Linked DNA regions of Homo sapiens: region 1 is linked to region 2. A link is an interaction called in ENCODE POLR2A ChIA-PET data of the cell type or tissue named here. Cell type or tissue: A673. All regions are shown on one strand. Each heading gives the region's core, and the rest is flanking DNA. Links, peaks and the distances in the headings are about the cores only. Region 1 overlaps LOC105375199 (a long non-coding RNA gene). Region 2 overlaps CBX3 (chromobox 3).

What was found. ChIA-PET counts read pairs that join two places held together with the same protein. Peaks named below come from ENCODE experiments on the same cell type or tissue, not always from the same donor. Only the 100,000 strongest peaks of a DNase experiment are listed, where the experiment ranks them.
Region 1: POLR2A ChIA-PET joins it to region 2 with 7 read pairs; 6 of 35 experiments call an interaction of 5 or more read pairs at or near these places.

What each region holds. Positions count from the first base shown.
Region 1 is chr7:26,109,531-26,112,452 of GRCh38, forward strand. All of the region lies in intron 1 of LOC105375199 (a long non-coding RNA gene), which reads right to left. All of the region lies in intron 1 of LOC105375198 (a long non-coding RNA gene), which reads left to right. Among named protein-coding and RNA genes, the nearest start is that of NFE2L3, 41 kb to the right of the region's middle. In A673, for the core only: no CTCF peak of the experiment used is centred there; no DNase peak of the experiment used is centred there.
Region 2 is chr7:26,209,459-26,212,359 of GRCh38, forward strand. CBX3 (chromobox 3) reads left to right here. Exons shown (of 6, transcript NM_016587.4): 5 at 2,204-2,298; 6 at 2,624-2,901. The coding sequence ends at 2,750. Among named protein-coding and RNA genes, the nearest start is that of CBX3, 9.2 kb to the left of the region's middle. In A673, for the core only: no CTCF peak of the experiment used is centred there; no DNase peak of the experiment used is centred there; H3K27ac peaks cover 939 bases.

The DNA.
Region 1 (2,922 bases), core at 330-2,829, 100 kb before region 2:
GGAGGGCCAAAGAATGATAACATCTGCTTATTATGAGAGTATTTTGAGAAAGTTAGCCAAAGCTTCCACAGAAAAACACCCAGAAAAGTGTCATCAGAGAGTCCTTCTCCACCAAAACAGTGCTCCTGCTTATTCCTCCCATCAAACAAGGGCAATTTTTCTAGAGTTTCAATGGGAAATCATTAGGCATCCATCTTACAGTCCTGATTTGGCTCCTTCTGACCTTCTTAATTTTCTAATCTTAAGAAAAAATTTAGGCCAGGTGTGGTGGCTCATGCTGTAATCCCAGCACTTTGGGAGACCAAGGCAGGTGGATTGCTTGAGTCCAGGAGTTCGAGACTAGCTTGGGCAATGTGGTGAAACCCCAACTCTACAAAAAATACCAAAAACATTAGCTGGGTGTGGTGTTGGGAGCCTATAGTCCCAGCTATTCAGGAGACTGAAGTGGGAGGATCACCTGAGCCCGGGGGGCAGAGGTTGCAGTGAGCAGAGATCATGCCACAGCACTCCAGCCTGGGTGACAGAGTGAGACCCTGTCTCAAAAAATAATAAATAAATAAAAATTTAAAGGGCATCCATTTTTCTTCAGTTGATAATGTAAAAAAAAAAAACAAACAAAAAAAACAGCATTGAAATGGTTAAATTCCCAGGACCCTCAGTTCTTTAGAAATGGACTAAATGGCTGGTGTCATCACTTACAAAGATGTCTTGAATTTGATGGAGTTTACGTTGAGAAATAAAGTTTATAAAGTTTATATTTTTCATCTTTTAATACCACTTTTCTACGAACTTTTTTTTTTTTTTTTTGGAGACAGAGTCAGCTCTGTCTCCCAGGCTGGAGTGCAGTGGTACAATCTTGGGTCACTGCAACCTCCATCTCCTGGGTTCAAGCCATTCTCGTGCCTCAGCCTCCCAAATAGCTGGGACTATACAGGCACATACCACCATGCCTGGCTAATTTTTGTATTTTTAGTGTAGACAGGGTTTCTCTATGTTGGTCAGGCTGGTCTCGAACTCCTGACCTCATGTGATCTGCCCACCTCGGCCTCCCAAAGTGCTGGGATTACAGGCATGAGCCACCGAGCCCCTGCCTAACTGGTTTAATTTTATAATCCCTTTCTCCCGAGGGAAAAAAAAAAAGAAAATTCAGATTTTTCAAATTTCAGACAAGTGCTCTTTACTGCTTTTACTGAGATTTTTCCTTGCCAATCATTTCCTGGAATTTCTCCATTGATGCCTTTCATTGCTAGTCTCAGCTTTTTGCTGAAGGTTGATTATGTGACTAAAAGTTGGTTGCAAAAAATGTCCCTACATATCACATTTTCCCAAAGTTCTGCTCTTTTTCCAATTCAACCTTCATGGTTTTACTTTTCCCTGCAATATAAGTAATCTCTCAGCTGCTAATTCACAAAACCTCAGAGTTGGTGACTTCTCTCCCCATCTAGTCATTCTCTGAACTGACCAAAGTAGGAAGGTTTCAAGTGTCATCTTATGAAGACCCACTTTTCCCAAAGGACACTGTACAGGTGAGACAAGAGGATGTATTCTAGTCGAGGCAAGGCTTCTGCAGCAGTCAGCAAAGCAGCAGAGTGGTTTAGCACTAGCCAAACGGATGATAGTGCTATATCTACCTACGTAGACAAAGTCACACCTGGAAAGAGGCAGAAATAGAATAACCCCTGGGCATTATTTATTTTAGAATAGGAAGAAAGAAATTGAGGAAGACTGGGCCTTACCTGATATGCCTGGCAATTAATGAGCAGAGAGCAGTGCTGGTTACCATATTAGCTGAGAGATAAAATGTGTAAGGGAATGAAAGGAGGCAAATCTACTCCCAACAATGGTCACCAATCAGATTTCCCAGAGTCCAAGCTCTCTGGACATTCAAGGAGAATTTTCTAAAGCTTTCCCTAAGTTGCTAAACCATTGTCCCCCAATAACAAATAATTTATATCAACCTAGAGAATAATTGGGCCTTGTATCAAGACACGGTGAGGCAGAGCACTTGTAAATGATGAATGAGCAGCAGGGCCAGTCACGCTGATATAAACTCAAACCATGGTGGCCACCGTCCATTAGGAAGTTCCAAGTGGAATCCATCCATAATGGGATTTTATACTCATAGTTGTGCCCAACCTTGCCACGGCAGAATCCCCATTTGTGTGCCCAGAAGTGCAATCAAAGAGTCATTTCTGCACTATGATTCTGTCTTGATTTTCTTAGCTATGCGTGACCTTGAGCCTGGGCACTTCCCTTCTTCATATCAGGACATTAAAGGGAAACAAGAAAACATATTTTCTTTTTTCATATTAGGATCTCACAATTTTTACTGCTTCCTTTTTAACTTTTTAATACAATACATTCATGTAATGCCAAAATTAAGATAATGTTTGGGAAAAACCCAAATACCCAATTTACCAAATCACTCTAAAAGCTGGCTGATCAATATGTCCCCCTTTTGTTTCTGCAAAATTAGATTCATGATGTATATGTGATCTGTTCATCTGCTGCTTTCATTTATGATTATGGCAGGTATTTTCTCCTATAAGTTTCATAATCACAATTTTTTACAAAGGGTATATCAGCGTATTGTTGGCCCTAATTTAGTAAATCATTTCCCTATTGTTCATCCAGGCTGAAAGAGTCTTTATCAGCACAAGACCAAAGAAGCTTCCATTTGCTATTAAGTTTTGAGTTGGGAACTCTATTCGGAGAACAATTGCTCTGAAAGCTCTACGTGACTCCTTCGGATGCAAGAGTGAGGCCAGCTCAGCTGGGATAAGCTCCTACTACAGAAAAGTAGGGGGAAAATTTCAGAATCTGGTGGTTCATCATAGAGCCAGCACTAGCATGAAAGGATGAGGCTGCCACCTCAGGGACAAAATGAAAAACAAAACAAGAAAGCCACATCAAAGAACGAAA
Region 2 (2,901 bases), core at 1-2,500:
ATTGGATTATCGAAAGCCTTTGCACTACAGTAAGAACAACGCAAATAGAACTTTCTGATTATAGTCCATCAATGGCATTGACCACCGAAAAGTACTTGCATGTCATCTTTGTATTGCCAAACAATACCTTGATTTTGAAGTCTGTAATCTTTGATAATAGTTAAACACTTTTCTTGGCATGAATTGAGACATTCAGTTCATTCACTATACATGTGTTTTGGTCCAGTCTTTGCTTTACTTATGTCTCTGTGGCGTCAGGCAAATCAGGTAACTTCTTACTTACACCCTTGATTGTAAAACAGATTATACTTGTCTTGCCTACTGACCTAGTGTGGCAATTTGGGGAAACATCTTGGTGCTGAATTAGGTTCTAGGCTCAGGCACTAAACATGATTTAAAACTTGATCATTTGAACTAGAAGCCAAGTACAACCTTCAAGACAACTCTGTATAAGGTCATAGGTATAATCACTATTTTACAGATGAGGAAACGAGATTGACTACAAATTTGGTTTTGAAAATAAATCACATGCTCAACAGAAGCAGTTTTGGCCAGGCACGGTGGCTCGCACCTATAATCCCAGCACCTTGGGAAACCAAAGCAGGAACATCGCTTGAGCCCAGGAGTTGGAGGCCAGTTTGGGCAACATAGTGAGACCCCATCTCTACAAAGAAAAAAAAAAGAATCAGCAAGACGTGGTGGACACCTCCTGTAGTCTCAGCTACTTGGGAGGCTGAGGCAGAAGGATTGCTTGAGCCTGGGAGTTCAAGGTGCAGTGAGCTGTGATCATGCCAGTGCACTTTGGCCTAGGCAACGGAGCAAGACCTTGTCTCAAAAAATTATTAAATAATAAATCAGGCACAACTTTAACAACACTTATTGAGTCCTTAGCATGTGCTATACTGTGTGCCAAATTATTTGCTTTTAATGTGCTGTGAAATATCTGTGCAGTAGATACTAAAATTCTGTTTTATTAACCTAAACCACAAAGAGGTTAATTAACTTGCCCAAAGCCACACAGCTCGTAAGTGGGGTAGGTCCATCATTCTCACCCAGGCAGTGTGACTCCAGAGCTTGTGACATTGATGTAAAACTCTGACAGGAATAAAGGATTTATTGATATCATTGGTTCTCAAACTTTTTTTGGTCTCAGGGCCTCTTTATACTCTAAAAAAATTATTGAGGATCCCCAGAGAGCTTTTGTTTATATGGGTTATAATTATCAATACTAACAGTAGAAATTAAAACAAATTTCTAAAATGACTTTTCTAAAAAAGCTGAGAAGAGTAGCATTTTACATTTTTACAGATATTCAACATGTGTCTTAAGGCAATTTTACTTAAACACATTTGATTGCTGTGGCGGATCATTTTGGTGGAGGTATATGAAGACAATCCAAAGTCACAAATAGATGAAAAAAGGGGGCCTTACACAACCCCCTCCCAAAAAGGACTCTGGAATCCCCAGTGAATCCGTAGACCACATTTTGAGAGCCACTGGTTTATATTAAGTACTTTCTAGCGCAGGGGGTCCAATCTTTTGGCAGCCCTGGGCCACATTAGGAGAATTGTCGAGGGCTACACATAAAATAGACTTAATACCAACCATAGCTGATGAGCTAAAAAAAAAAAAAAAAAAAATCGCAAGAAAGTTTCAATGTTTTAAGAAAGTTTACAAATTTGTGTTGGGCCTCCAAAGCCATCCTGGGCCACAGGTTACACAAGTTTGTTCTAACATTTACTATCATTTAGAATGATTACAGATAGTTGGTATGAGTTTTAACATTTTTAATATTTCTTACCGTTTGTGTTTTGTTTATGCTTTTAAAATGTGTCAGTAATTCAGACTAATTCCTGGAAGTCATTTGAAATATATTAACTTTCAAGACTTTATTATTACCAGAAATAAAGAGGTTAGTTTTTCTGTATGCCCACACAACTCTGACTTTGGTGTCATTGAACGCAGTAATTTTCTTGACTTTTTATTCTGAATGTTTTCAGAAATTTTAAGTATTCTACGTTGAGTATCAAACTCAGGTTTTTCTGCTTGTAAAGTTAATGGAAATCAGATGTTTTTAATTACCAAATATGGGTTCTTGCTCTAGTCATTTCCATCTCACTATTGGAATGTTTTTATTTAAAATACGCCATGAAAACAATTTAATACTCTGAGTTTGCTGTATGAAAAAATGTCTTCTAAACAGGCTGACAAACCAAGAGGATTTGCCAGAGGTCTTGATCCTGAAAGAATAATTGGTGCCACAGACAGCAGTGGAGAATTGATGTTTCTCATGAAATGGTGAGTATGCAGAGATTGTTACATTTGAAAGTAAGAGTAGCTTTTTTTTTTTAATTTGTGAAATGGTTTTTCATCATTAGGTAGGGAAAAACTATCTGCTGAGAGGATGATTCTGGTTACTTTTACTAGTAGTGTTTTAAAGCAAGGGTCAGCAAACTGTGGCCTGTTTTGAAAATGAAGTTTATTAGAACATAGCAACAAGTAACATAACTCTCCTGGAGCACTTCAATACCTTTTGTTTGGACTATTATTTCTTAAATGAATGGCTGTCGGTTGACATGAACAACTTCGACTTGTAACTGAATTTTTCTTTTTCTTAAAACAGGAAAGATTCAGATGAGGCAGACTTGGTGCTGGCGAAAGAGGCAAATATGAAGTGTCCTCAAATTGTAATTGCTTTTTATGAAGAGAGACTAACTTGGCATTCTTGTCCAGAAGATGAAGCTCAATAATTGTTCACATTGTTCTTTTATATATATTTATATATATATATAAAAATTGGGTCTTAGATTTTGATTTACTAGTGTGACAAAATAACTACATCCTAATGAAAATCAAGTTTGATATGTTTGTTTTGAAAGTAGCGTTGGAAGAGTTGTTGGG